2 separate regions of the Homo sapiens genome follow, and region 1 is linked to region 2. The links are chromatin contacts, found by Hi-C in ENCODE. All regions are on one chromosome and are shown on one strand. The core of a region is the stretch at or near the end of the contact, and the rest is flanking DNA. Distances in the headings are between cores, read along the strand shown.

Region 1 (6,746 bases), core at 300-2,799, 310 kb before region 2:
CCTGTGCACATCCTCTCTCCACCCTCTCTTTGCAGGACCAAAGTCAATAGGGCTGAAGCCAGAGAGGAGACTGTGGTCCGAGGAAGACTCCAGGCTCACGCCCAGGACTCTTTGGGGGCCTCTTCGAAACCTATCATTATTTCCTCTTCCAAATCTCCAGGCAGTGATCAATACAAAGCAATACAGCCCGATTCAGTTTAATTTCAAAACAGTCCAACGCAATACAGCCGATTCAGTTCTATTTCAAAACACTTTTATTGAACACCAATAGTTGTACCAGGATTGTTATGACCCAGTTCAATGGGAGAGCCCAACAGATTGGGACTTGATACTATCTGGACTCCAAACTGTACTCTCAATTAGGGTTACTGTTCCCCTTTTGACTCTGCGTGTCTTTTGAACAGTTGGCTTCAGCTCTGCACTTCAGTTTCCTCAGTTGTTAAAACAGGCCAATGAATTAGACCATGAAGGTTTCCTCATCTCTCTGCCCTTCCATGTAATCTCTCATTATCGGCCAGTAAGGTTTTATTAACATATGGAACTGTGGTAGTGAGCTTGTTTCACGGTTCTGGAGCACATCCTGTATCAACAATCACAGAGTCAGGGAAGGGAGGAGGGCATGTTATGGAAGCTGGTTTGGGATTTTACCTCTGCCATTGGAAACCAACTGTGTATTTGGACAGTGTGTCCTGAGAGGCCTGAGAGTGGGCTTCTGGCTGGGAAGACTTCAGAATTAGAAGGGTTCTGAAAAATCATCTCGTACTGTGCTACTGAGAGTTCGATCTGCAGGCAGGAGCGTGGCATCTCCGGGGAGCTCATTAGGAAGGCTGGGTCTCTGGCCCATGCCGGTCTCGCTGACTCAAAATTTGCGTTTCAAAGCTCCGAGGGAAAAGGGCTTGTTTACAGTCCCACAGTGAGTCCTCGCATAACCAGGGCCCGAACCCTGGTTCCTGATTCCTGATTTTGCCACTGTTCTTGCCTTCCTCCACCCAGAGATCTTCAGGGTCCTTGTGCCTGGAAGGGGGCCCTGTGCTTCACGCCGAGGGAGGATAAGCATGGCAGGGACTTCTCCCAAATCTATCCTCCTTGAGTTCAGTTTTGACTGGGCTCCTCCCTGATAACCTGTAACTGCTTCACCCTTTGCAGCTCCCAGAAGAAAAACCCCATCCCCAGCCCAGGGAGGCCAGGCCTGCTGTGTTTAATTGCCCATCTCTGTGCCTCTTAGCCCATCTGGGGCTGGGCAGTATCTGAGTGAGTGTCCGGGCGAGGATGGGGCTGCTTGGGAAGGAACTCTTGTGGGTGACAAGTGGCAGGATGGGGCCCGTGGACACTCCCCTTCCTCCCCTTTCCGCGGACCCCCTGGGTCAGGCAGTTTCGGATTGGCTGCAGATCCCCGTCTCCGTGAGGCCGCGTCTGGCGAGGTACAGGTGCTGAGAGGCGCTGGGCTGTCCAGAGGCGGCGCGCGAGGCCGGGTGCGAGGTCTTGCGTGCGCGCCGCGCCCACTTCCTTTGCTGAGGAGCCTCGCGCAGTCTCCGGGGCCTACCACTTCCCCCGACGCCCTTCGGGCGTCGTCGTGCGGGTCCCTTCCCAGAAGCGGCCTCTCCTTTCCCTTTCCTCGCAGAGCCGCTCTTCCTGCGCCCTCCGAGCCCCACCCTCCTAGCTCCGTCCGGAGCCCTTCCTCCGCGCTGGCTATTCTCGGTTGCGCCAGCCTCTCCCATTGTCCATTCGCAGGAAAGGGCTGTCTGGCTGGTCGTCGGTCGCTGGTCCAGGGGTGGGGGACCCAGAAGAGAGCGCCGCCGGAAGCCCCCGCCGCGGCAGCAGCCCGCAGCCCGCAGCCCGCAGCCCGCAGCCTGCAGCCCCAGCATCATTTTTAGAAATCTCGCTTTCTAAGTTAGTCAACAGTGCAACCCGACGCCCACAGGGAGGGGTATGACTTCCCGACTCCCTCTTCTAATTTCAGCAGCCCCCAGCGGCGTAGGGGGAGGGGATGTCGGGGGCACCGCAGGTGCCACCCAGAGCCCCTAGCAGCCGCCTACCCAGGGCAAGGGTCCCATGCCCGGCTGCTGGGCACCCCAAGCAGCCCTGCTGGAGCAGTTCTCAGTCCCACTAGTGACCCCCGCTGCCTGCCTTTGGCTAAGGGGAGGAGGGTAGGCTCCCACGAGCACCCCTTGGGAGCAGATGGTGGGCCCTGAAGAGCCACAGCCCACTGGCCGCATCACAAGAAGCCTGAATTACCCGAATTCCGGGTGGAAAGATCAAGCCTTTCTGCAGACAGAGCTTCAAGGACTTTCCCTCTGCCTGTTCCTGCCTGGGTCTTGTTGTCATTTGTTCTCTGTCTTACCCGCACCCCACCCCACCCCCCTTTTTGTTTTTGTTCTTCCTAAAAGCATACAGCTCAAACTGGACCAAAGTATTTTTATTCCGTGGATAGAGAAACAGATGTTCAGGTCAAACCCAGATCCATTCACACGCAGCAGCTGCAGGCCCCATGCATCCCAGGCCTTCGAGAGTTGAAAGATGTCAGATGACAGGACCCCAGACCACAAGACTCAGTTTCACCAGCAGAGGAATTGAAAGCCCAACAGAGAGGCAAAGAGACTCTTCTGAGGTCAAAAAACAAGTGTTGGAAATCCCTGGGGAGGCTAGACGTGGTGGCTCACGCCTGTAATCCCAGTGCTTTGGGAGGCCAAGGTGGGAGGGTTGCTCGAGGCTGGGAGTTTGAGGTTGCAGTGAGCTACGATAGTGCCACTGCACTCCAGCCTCGGTGATAGAGCGAGACCCTGCCTCTTTAAGAAAAAAAAGGAAAGAAAGAAAAGAAAAAAAAAAAGGAAATTCCTGGGGAATGACTTTGGGATGGATTACAGAGGGTCAGTGTGGTAGATGGAGGCCTGAATTCACTCAGATGTGGGGTCCAGGACAGGCTGTGTCCTCCCAGCTGTGTAAGCTCCAGCCAGTTGCATACCGGTAGGCACATGGTGTTCCACAGGATAGGACTCCTGTCTGCCCTACACAAATGGGGCCGGGGGAGATGCCATGATCTCTGTGGGCATGTTTCCTGGGGCTGAAAGGCAACCTGTGCTGTAAGGGGGTGCAGTGCCAGGGCCTGGGAACCCACCTCCTGGAGAGAGGCCTGGCTTCTGCCACCGGGAGAGGCAGTGGGTGAAATACAGGCAGATCTGGCTATGTAACCCTCGGACAAGCTTTTTCACGTTCCGGAGCCTCAGTGTCCTCAGTTAGTCATCGTACAAGTATGACATTGTAAGGTCTTGTTGTTCAGTGGCTGGCACGTAGGAAGGGTTCAGTCACTGGTCGCTCAGCATTATTTTCAGAAGTGAGGTTGCCCTGTGGTGTCCTTGGAGTGACCTGCACAATCTCTGTGCACACAGTCTTGGCCATTGCTTGGCAAGGACTGTGGCATGAAGACATTATTGGCTATGTCACTCTCAGGGCTGCTGTCCACTCTGAGGCAGGGCATGGTGGCAGTCAGGCCTTGGGAAGTTGTAGGTGCCTCCTGGCGGGACAATCTCACGTGCAGATGTAGCTGCTAGAGTAGAGGTCTCGAACCTTAAGGTCCATGCTCTCCAGAGAGGCTTCAGAAATCTGCCCTTCCCCAAAATGGTATGCAAAATGTGGTGTCTATGGGGACAGGGACCATGGTATTCATCAGACTCTCAAATGGGGGCAACTAAAAGAATTAGGAACCTTTGTTCTGGGCATCAGCAAGTCAGGCATTAAGAGCCACTGTCGGAGGGCATGGCAGGCGGCATGGACCTCAGCCCTACCCTGGGTGTGACCCACTGACCTCACACCATGCTTAGCTAGCCAGTACCGGCCAGTCAGAGACATGAGTGCCTCCCCTGGGCACCCACTCTGCATAAGCCCAACAGAGAGTCAACCATGCCTGAGGTCTGGGTGGGCCACCAGGTTCAGGGTGTGGGAAAGAGACCCAGGCCCCAGCAGGCAGGATGGGGACCAGTGAGCAAGACTCTTTGGGGACTGGCTCAGGACAGGGGACCGTGAGGTGGGGTGGTGATAGGTGAGGGGTGCAAGTCATGAGGGCCTGGGAAAATAGGGGCAGAGGAAATGAGGCAGGGTCCACTGTGCCAGCTTTGGGGGCTCCTTGTTGTCCACTGGAAAGTGGCCCATGTGAGGGATGGGCCACCAGATCCAATGCCCTGCCTCAGTGCGCTTGGTCAAAGAGTTAGAAAATTCTCTCTGAATAAGGCCTCAGACTGTGGGTCATGGAGGTACGACTGGGGGTGTTCTCACCCTCTCTCTCTTTTGCTCAGTTTCTTTCTTTCTTTGGTCCTTATTTTATTTTTCCTGTCTTGTTTATGTTTTTCTCATAAGCCACTCAAGTCATTTTGGGAAACAGAGTACAAACGGAAAGAAAGAAAAGCTCTTCATACATAGAAAAGCTGACGAGAAAGTGGGCTTTCAATTGTGGGATGTTTTGTTTGTTTTCCTAAAAGATATTTTTTGATGACAAGTAGATTATGTTCATTTAAAAAAATTATTTTGTCACCCAAACTGGAGTGCAGTAGCATAGTCACAGCTGACTGCAGCCTTGACCTTCTGGGCTCAAGTGATTCTTCCACCCCAGCCTCTTGAGTAGCTAGTACCATGCCCTGCTAAGTGTGTGTGTGTGTGTGTGTGTGTGTGTGTGTGTGTGTGTGTGTTTTGTAGAAGGGGTCTTTCTGTGTTGCCCAGGCTGGTCTAAAACACCTGGGCTCAAGCAATCCTCCCACCTCAGCCTCCCAAAGTGCTGGGATTGCAGACATGAGCCACTGCACTCAGCCCTTTAACTTAAATGTGGATGTTTTGTAGAAATAAAAAAAGAAAGTACAAGAATTGCCTGTAATTGCATTATACAAACAACCACAGTTAGTATTTCGGTGTGTTTTCTTCTAGCTGTTTCTTACATGTATAGATTAATACACCTTTTTTTGTATTTATACTATGGCATCCAGTTTTCTGAATTAGCATATAGTATATATAACATGGACAGTTTTCTCTTATACTAAAAACTCTTTATAAGCATTTAAAATGTCTCAGTTCCACATAAACATTTAGAACCTCCTCTGATTTTTTCATTTTTTATTTATTTTTAAATTTTAAAAAATTGAGATGGAGTCTTGCTCTGTTGCCCAGGCTGGACTGCAGTGGTGCAATCTTGGCTCACTGCAACCTCTGCCTCCTGGGTTCAAGCAATCCTCTCGCCTCAGCCTCCAGAGTAGCGGGGACTACAGGCACACCCCATCACGGCCGGCTAATTTTTGTATTTTTAGTAGAGATGGGGTTTCACCTTTTGGCCAGGCTGGTTTCAAACTCCTAATCTCAAGTGATCCACCTGCCTCGGCCTCCCAAAGTGCTGGGATTACAGGCGTGAGCCACTGCACCCGACCCCTCCCCCGATTTTACATTATTGTAAACAAAGCATTGACACATATTTTTGTCCATAGCGTTCTTTGCAAAGTTAAGACTATTTCCTAGAGCAAGATTCAGAACTGAGCTTGGCTTCAGCCCAGAGCAGGCTGGGCCAGCAGTAGTGTGAGTGTGAGCGTGTGAGTGTGAGCGTGAGTGTGAGCGTGAGCGTGTGAGCGTGAGCGTGTGTCAGCGTGAGTGTGCACTTTGTGAATGTGGCAGGGCTGCATTTCTCATTGGCCCTGCAAGAGATGGCAACTGAGGCAGGCCCACGAGGGAGCCAAGTGACTCATTATCTCAGCCTGTGGGTCTTGCTGAAGGGATGGGCAGAGAAAAGGCTTCCCAGTGACTCATCTATTGGGCCTGAAATCCCTCTGAACCTTCAGGCTGGCCAGGGCAAAGCCCTTCAGGCCCAGTGACCAAATATTCCCCTGTGTCAGGGCCGCCCTTGGGCCCTTGGAGATGAATATGCCTGATGAAGTGTTTTCTGTCCTGCGAGGCGGGCCTGCCGGGCACACACAGCCCTCCGCTCAGATGTGCTTTCCGACCTGCACATTAGTCCAGCTTGGCTGAGCTCGGTTCCAAGGCAGGCTGGGCTGGTTTTCTCCTCCTTAAGACTCATCAGTGAGGTCAGCCAGCGGATAAGCTAAAGTTAACTTAGCTATTATTGCTTTTTTGTTAATGAGGGGAGGGCCAGCTACAAAAACGCCAAACCATTCAGAAAAGTTGTACAGCACTTGGGATTGAATATGCCAGAACAAATTCTGTGTTCAGGCAAAATAAAGCAATTGACAATGATTTAAGTCCTGACTGGACTCCCAAGGGTCCCTTGTGCTTCCCTGAGATTTCGTTTCATTATTTTTTAAAAAAAATATTTTTCTTATGAAGTTATGAATCTTGGAAGCTGTGTGAAGTGCGGGCGACCTCATTGGACTCATCAGAGTGGCAGGAGCCTTCTTTTGTGGATGGAAGCTTGGGCTGTAATTAAGCTCCGAGCGGGTGGAGGATGAGGCTTGGGGAAATTCTGTCCCTGAAACCCTAGGGTTGGCTATGGAGTGACAGCTGAATACCCATCCTACGGGACTACAGGGGTTGAGGGAAAAGGAGCAGGGATTGGCTTCTCTTGGACGACAGTTAATAGGAACAAACCAACTCCTTCTCAGAGACAAGATTCAGAAGCAGAGGCTGAATATCCTGGGTGTTCCTGAAACCAACAACACTTGACTTGTGTCTTAAAATTCCACAGCCCACTAGCATGTTCACAGATGCTGTTCAAAGTGACCTCCTTTGACAAAGAAGCAACGTGCCTGCAGGGTTGAAAC
Region 2 (7,208 bases), core at 4,562-7,061:
AGCATGTGGCTCCTGACCACTCTGAAGTCAGAGGGTGAGCTCAGTGGAACTTCTGGGAAATCTACAGCAGTCAAATCAGCCGGAGCTCGGGAATGGATTGGGCTGGTCTGTGTCTCTGTGTCAGGGTGTGGTTGTGTGCAATGGAGTACTGTCTGCTAGAAGACAGCTGTCTGCATTTATACATTGGCTTTTTGGTTTATTTTCAGGGGAAAAAAGTAAAGGTCAAGTCATAGGCATAGAAGCTTGTAGAGCTTTCTGGACCAATTTTGGCAAACCTTAGAGATTGCTCTCTTGGGAAACCCAGTTGAAAAAGAATTGTGTGAGGCCGGGCGTGGTGGCTCACGCCTGTAATCCCAGCACTTTGGGAGGCCGAGGCAGGTGGATCACGAGGTCAGGAGTTCAAGGCCAGCCTGGCCAACATAGTGAAACCCTGTCTCTACTGAAAATACAAAAAAATTAGCCGGGCATGGTGACGGGTGCCTGTAATCCCAGCTACTCGGGAGGCTGAGGCAGGAGAATCGCTTGAACCAGGAGGCGGAGGTTGCAGTGAGTGGAGATTGTGCCACTGCACTCCAGCCTGGGCGACAGTGTGAGACTCTGTCTCAAATTTAAAAAAAAAAAAAAGAAAGAAAAAGAATTGTGTGGCATCTTTGGTTGCAATTCTAGTTGTTTTCCTCCTGCTTCTCTGTGATATATGAATCCAGAGGGAGGGCCTAGACTTAGATCAGAAATGAACTCATGCTTCGAGAGGTTCCAATCTTAGCAAAATATATAAATGGAATGTTGGTGATAACATAGTCTTAAAATAATTTTCTACTGTTGAAACAACCCAATAACAATAACAAAAAAAAAACACTCTTAAATTCACTATCATAACACATACTTTAAAAATCTGTGAGTCTCTTCTTAGTCTTTGTGCATACATTTCATATTTTTTCAAAGTGGTCATCAATAGAGTGTGAATAATTGGTAATACTTTCTTGAAAATTCAGGCAGATTCCTCAATAGGTGGGGACTCTTCCATTTGGTGAGGGCAGGGTCAGAGGCTAGAACTCAGTCTAGAGAGCCTGCATATGGCAGCTGCTATTCACTTATTAAGTGATAAGCACTTAATTGCTCACTTACACAGTTTCTGACCTCAGAGCCTGAATCTGGTGTGTCACACAGACTCCTGTTTCCTCTCCACTCAATCCTTGACAAGATGGGAAGAAAACCCCAGTTGTCCTTTCTGAAATAAAAAACCAAAATGGCAGAAGGAAATGGATAAGGAGAAGGTAAAATGTAAAGAAAGCAGCAACAGCCATCTGCCATTCTCTTGATCCCACTGTGGTTCTGCCCATCACAGAGTCTGTGGGCCCCTCCTGGAGAAGAAGGTAGCAGTGGCTTCCTATCCAGGAAGGCTGCAGTGTGGCCTCTTCCCAGCTACTGGCCAGAGCCAAATTGTTTGATTCAGAAGTCCCTGGTGTCTCTTAGCAGTCTGAGAGAGACACATGGAAACATGGTTAGAATGTATTCAGTCCTGAACCTTTCAAATGTTTCACAAAATAGTTTATGAATTTGATTCAGAAAGAAAAATTATATTTTTGACTGACTTTCAGATATTGACTATAGGAGGCGTTTTCTCCACAGACATTCAGCCAAATTCTGCTTCTTGGTAGGGAAAAAAATAGTGCAGAGAAGACATAGGATCCCCCTCATCTCCCCACCTTGAGGATTTTATGGATTTTCTTTTTTTGGAGAGAGAAATTCATCTTTCTCTGGAGAAAGAACCCAATTACAGGCCTAAGCAGTGTCTGAGTATATTTTATTCAATTAGATGAATTGAAAGGGCATGATTGATCACTTGGACCACAGTGGTCTTTGAGAAGCCATTTGATCCAGTCTATGTCTATGGAACCTTCCTGTGCCATCCCTGATGGATGAAATCTTCAACCCTTTGAAAACACAGTATTTCAAGACTCAAGCATTTCAGAGGCGATGCTAGCAGATTTTCTCAGTTCATTGTCTGGACCTGGTGAATTATTGTTGACGGAGAGGCACTTTGTGAGCAAGTTTCAGGCTTATACCTGTTGAAATTTGCTCTTTATTCCTCACCACGACCTTTGCAAAAGGGAATACCTGGAAAGTTAATGATTGCTCAGAATTATGCAGCCAATGTGCCTCCAGCATCTCTCTTTGCCTTTTCTTTTCCATTGTGCTGTCAGTTTATGTTCAGGTGCATACTAAGCAATTTATTTCTCACTTGACATCACCTACTTATAAAACATGTCATCCTTCCTGGCTCACCACAGCCTTATGGTGACAAAAAATTGGAAGTAGTTTATGGACTACTTTTGGATGAAAGACTACGCAACAGTCATACTACTTAAAATATTTAATGACTTGAGGCTGGGCGCGGTGGCTCACGCCTGTAATCCTAGCACTTTGAGAGGCTGAGGCGGGCAGATCATGAGGTCAGGAGATCGAGACCATCCTGGCTAACGCGGTGAAACCCCGTCTCTACTAAAAATACAAAAAATTAGCCGGGCGTGGTGGCAGGCGCCTGTAGTCCCAGCTACTCGGGAGGCTGAGGCAGGAGAATGGTGTGAACCCCGGAGGCGGAGCTTTCAGTGAACCGAGATCATGCCACTGCACTCCAGCCTGGGCAACAGAGCAAGACTCTGTCTCAAAAAAAAAAAAATTTTAATGACTTGAATAATATGTAAGGTATTAGTATCAGATGGCTTTAATAGTAACTTTGCTCTCTCTTGGCTCCCTCTTCTAGGAAAAATTGTCCTTAGGGAAGATACAACCCAATGTTTTATGTTTTAAGAATTTCCAGAATAATATGTAAGATAAATTAAGATTGGCATGGGAAGCAGGTTATAAAACAATATGGACAGTATACTTCTGTTTTGCAAACAAAAGAAAGAAAAAATGTGGAAAAGATTGGAAATGGAACAAAATGGTAACAGTGGTTGTCTCAGGTGACAAGATTATATTTTTCTGATAGGTGATAGGCTTATTTTCTTCTTTGGCTTTTTGTTTAATATTTACCTAAATTTCCACAGTGAATAAGTATGATTTCTTTTTTTTTTTTTTTATTCTGGAACAGTTTCAGAATAAAGAATAGTGAAATGAAACCCCATGTACTCATTGTTCGTCTTTAATGATTACTAACTCATGACCAGTCTTGTTGCATTTGTATTCCCAACCACACCCATATTTGAAGCAGATCTTGGCTATCATTTGTAAGTCCTAAGTATCCCTTACTTTGTTTACTGAATGCTGTGTCTCCTCCTGATCTGGCCAGATTAAAGGCCCTTCCACTGAATCCTGCAAACAGTGGAACAGAGGGAGAAGGCCTGGAATCTTGTGCAGTTGGCTCTGTGCGTCATAGGGGCTGGAGTTGGCCAGGCAATTCCCCGGCAGCGCTGCACGCTCTACTTCCCCTGACCCTGTGCCCTGGAGATGGAGCTGATAACAGGCCTATCTCCCAGCGCCACAGGGAGCTCTTTGTCCTGGTTTTATTCTCACTCTGGTTTTATTCTCATTCTTGTTTCCCTGAATGGACTGTTAGTTATCAACTTGTGGGATTTAGGGGTATGGAATATTCACATGTCTGACTTTAAATCCACCTCTGTGGCCTGCTCTTGAAAGATGTTCTTTGCAAAAAGAAGGAAACTACCTGTTTCTATTTAGGATTCATTCCATTTATGATAAGGACCCTGTTTCTATGAATGGAGGTTTTGAGTTGCTTTATTTATCCCCTGCAGGTCACATTGCTGTGAGAGGCCATCTAACAGCATCCACAGCTAAGGGATGCTTCTGTCGTCAAGGCGGGCATTTTTTCTAATGCACTGTTCCTGGCTGGGTTGGAGTTGGAGAATGCCACTGCCTGTAATTTCTTATCTTTACCCAGAGCCTATGATTGAACCTGTTTATACTTTTTTATGGTCAGAATAATGGTTTCTCTGCCAGGACCTTCTAGAAGTTGACTCTAAGTTGTTTGTTCTGAAATTGTGCAGGCGGAAGTGTGATGTGTGGTTCAGACTGGAAATATGGCTGCTTTCCTCTTCTCTCAAAACAGGGCACGCCCTTGGCCTAGGGAGGACAGAGGGTGAGCAGTTGCCTGGAAGCTCTGGGTCCCAAGTTGTCAGTTATCACTTTGCTCTTCTTCATGGCTCTCAGGTTAAAGAAGTTACTTGTACATTTGAGCTTGGCTGGGTACATGCTGGCTGCACAGTATTCTATGTGCTGCTTTTTTTCGTCAGCCAGAAAATAAATCAGTGCAACCCAATGCGTTTCCCTGTTTGTCTCCACTGCTAGAGCCCTGGCACTTATCCTTTGTATTCTTTAGACAGAGTTTCTGTTTTAATCCTGATTCTTTTAATTTTGCCTGTGTTCAATTTTTAAAGCATTTATTTCCTCTCAAAAATAGTTGGATGAGTAAGTCTTAAAGCAAACAAGGTAAATTTATGTATTGAATAAAATTTTTTTGGCAGGAATTGAGACCTTTATTCTTCCCTGGCCAGAATATCTTATCTAAAATGAAGACCACAGCCTCAGAGGAGCCGTGATTCTTGTTGGAGGATCCTTACCAGAATCCTACAGTATATTGGTAGGACTCTGATAAGGGTTGTTCCCATTTTACAGGGGTGGAAACTGAGTATCACAGGGACTAATTGCATTTAGTAAGGAGTAGAACCAGAATGTGAACCAGTTCTGTTGATTTGAAATTCTGTGCCCTTTTTATTACTCAGTGACTGTGTGCTCTGGGAAGTAACAATAATGCACTATTGAGTAAGGGGCACTGCATTTATTTATTTAAAACAATTTTTTTTTCTTTTTCTTTTTTTTTTGAAAGGAGATCTCATTCTATCGCCCAGGCTGGAGTGCTGTGGTGTTATCATGGCTCACTGCAACCTTGCCCAGCTAATTTTTTTGTATTTTTAGTAAAGACATGGTTTGTCCATGTTGGCCAGGCTGGTCTTGAACTTCTGGGCTCAAGTGATCTGCCCACCTCAGCCTCCCAAAATGCTGGGATTATAGGTGTGAGCCACTGCACACAGCCTGTTGAATTTTTTTTTTTTTAATAATACATTCCAAACCTAGGAAGGCACTGAATTTAGAGTCATGTTTTCCTTACTCAAGCTCTGCCTCTTCTGTTATCGGCTGCCTCCATGGAAGCCAGTTGACTTCTCCAGGCCTCAGAGAGCACATCTGGGAGATGCAGGGAGGCATGGGACTGGAGGGAGGTGCTCCAGGTTGCCTTCCATCTGTGCCAGCCAGTGCCACTTCTCGCAGAGGACTTGGTCACAGCCCTGTCTCCTTTGCTCAAGGCCTTTGATTTTGCTTTTTTGTCTCTTCTGGCTCAGGCTTAAGCCTCAGACCCAGTAGAGGCTGCTGCAGACACCTGTAAAATGTGGAAAATTCCCCAGTCCCAGAGTCAGGCACAACTTTGTCAGGGTTTCCTCTTGCTCCCTCCCAGCTCCCAGTTCCTGCAGAATTGACTCGCTTTCTTTTGACTTATTGCCTGATTTCTTTTAGACCTCAGACTTGTGTCACTTTTCCAAGCATGAGTTGAGAAATACAGGAAATTGCCTTTCTTTCCTCAAGGAAGGCATCCCCCCACTCCTCAAACCTCTGCACCACCTGAAGAGAGGGACCCGCCACATGTTCTGCTTCCCAGCTGTCTGCGTTGTCTGTCTCAGCATGTGTGAGCTGCTTCTGCTAGCAGATCGCACCACAGGTTTCCGGGGCTTGATCCAGCGCCAGGCTGCCTGCTCTTCCTGTGCTGCCGTGTCTTTGGGGAAGCACCATTAAAGTATTGGATTTCTCTGGGCATTGCGCATGCAGGTGTGCAGACCCTCTGCCCTGTAGGGTTGTTGTCAGACAGGTGTGGCGCAGCTTCCCCTTGGCTTTCTATGTGGCAGACGGCAGTGGTTTCATGTGCACTTCTGAATCCTTCTACTGTTTTGGTCTCTGAGGCGACATCCCAAGTGCAGGACTCCGTGGTTTCCTGGCTCTGCCTTCTGCTGTGAGCTGTGTTGTGGGCTCCGCAGCCCCACCGACAGCTGCTGTTCTGGGTTGAGCGGTGGGAACTGGCTGAGTCATAACTCAGTATCGTGAACAGGGCACGTGGGAGAGTTTGCGTTTCTTTTTGCCCTCTAGTGTAAACAAGTCACGTGCCTGCCTTGCACCTGTGCTTAGGAGGTGTCTACACGTGCTGGTGGCTCCCTTCACTGACCAAGGCAGGGAATAATCATCCTGGGGAAAGGGTAGGAGGCCCCTTTGATGGCTGGGGCTCTGTTTTCATACCAGGTGAGAATGTCAATTTTTTATTTTAAGTCAGAGGCTCCTTCTTGCTTGGAATGTCCACTGAGCAAAGATGAAAGGAGACAGGAATTTGCTCTTGGGCTCCTGTTGCAAGGCTCTCTGCCTGTGGCCTCTACCTGTGGCCTCTGCATTCCAGCCACAGTGACCTGGAGTGCGTTACTCTGACTCAGGCAAGGCCTTTGCATGTGTTGTTTCCTCTGTTTGGATACTCCATTCCTGTATTCCTGGTTTTCTTTGATACTACTTCCCTGTATTCCTGGTTTGCTTGCTTGCTTCCTTCCTTCCTTCTTTCCTCCCTCCCCTCCCTCCCCTTCCTCCTGTCCGTCCTTCCCTCCCTCCCTCCCTCCCCATCCTTCCCTTCTCTCTCTCTCTTTCCTTCCTTCTTTCCTTCCTTCCTTCCTCCCTCCCTCCCCCCGCTCCCTCCCCTCCCTCCCCTTCCTCGCCTCCCTCCTTCCTTCCCTCCTCTCCCTCCCTCCCTTCCCATCCTTCCCTTCTTTCTCTCTCTCTTTCCTTCCTTCCTTCCTTCTTTCTTTCTTTGTTTCCTTCTTTCTTTCTTTCTTTCAGTAGATTTTATTTTTTATAGCAGTTTTAGGTTCATAGCAAAAATGAATAGAAAATAAAGAATTCCCACAACTTCCCTCTGACCACTGCGCACACAACCTCCCCCACCATCAGCATTCCACATCAGTGTGGTATATTTGTTACAATCAGTGACCCAGTCAGTGTTGACACATCATTATCAACCAGAGTCCATAGTTCACATTAGGGTTCACTCTTGGTTTGTACAGTTCTGTGGGTTTTAACAAATGTACGACAACAGGTAGCCACCATTAAATATCACACAGAGTAGCTTCCCTGCCCCGGAAGTCCCTGTGCTCCACTTGTCCATT

The links. A loop is a pair of places that touch in the nucleus more often than their neighbours do. Pooled maps may share reads with other maps.
Region 1: a loop to region 2 is called in a map of naive thymus-derived CD4-positive, alpha-beta T cell, with 4 times the contacts of the local background. The contact joins two enhancer-like sites. A Hi-C loop is called at or near these places in 1 of 168 maps with a recorded cell type or tissue (naive thymus-derived CD4-positive, alpha-beta T cell), 5 of 37 single-sample maps with no recorded cell type and 8 of 50 pooled maps.

The regions. Positions count from the first base shown.
Region 1 is chr3:125,136,779-125,143,524 of GRCh38, reverse strand. All of the region lies in intron 5 of SLC12A8 (solute carrier family 12 member 8), which reads left to right. Among named protein-coding and RNA genes, the nearest start is that of MIR5092, 11 kb to the left of the region's middle. RefSeq lists enhancers at 1-364, 935-1,164, 1,175-1,264, 878-1,701, 5,705-5,814 and a silencer at 1,715-1,944. Within about 2 kb of position 1,549, at least 26 of the 41 ENCODE cell types and tissues checked have a DNase peak (open chromatin) inside an H3K27ac peak, as active enhancers do.
Region 2 is chr3:124,834,079-124,841,286 of GRCh38, reverse strand. All of the region lies in intron 5 of ITGB5 (integrin subunit beta 5), which reads left to right. Among named protein-coding and RNA genes, the nearest start is that of ITGB5, 50 kb to the left of the region's middle. RefSeq lists a silencer at 5,551-5,845 and enhancers at 5,808-6,017, 6,258-6,347, 6,712-7,208. Within about 2 kb of position 5,811, at least 29 of the 41 ENCODE cell types and tissues checked have a DNase peak (open chromatin) inside an H3K27ac peak, as active enhancers do.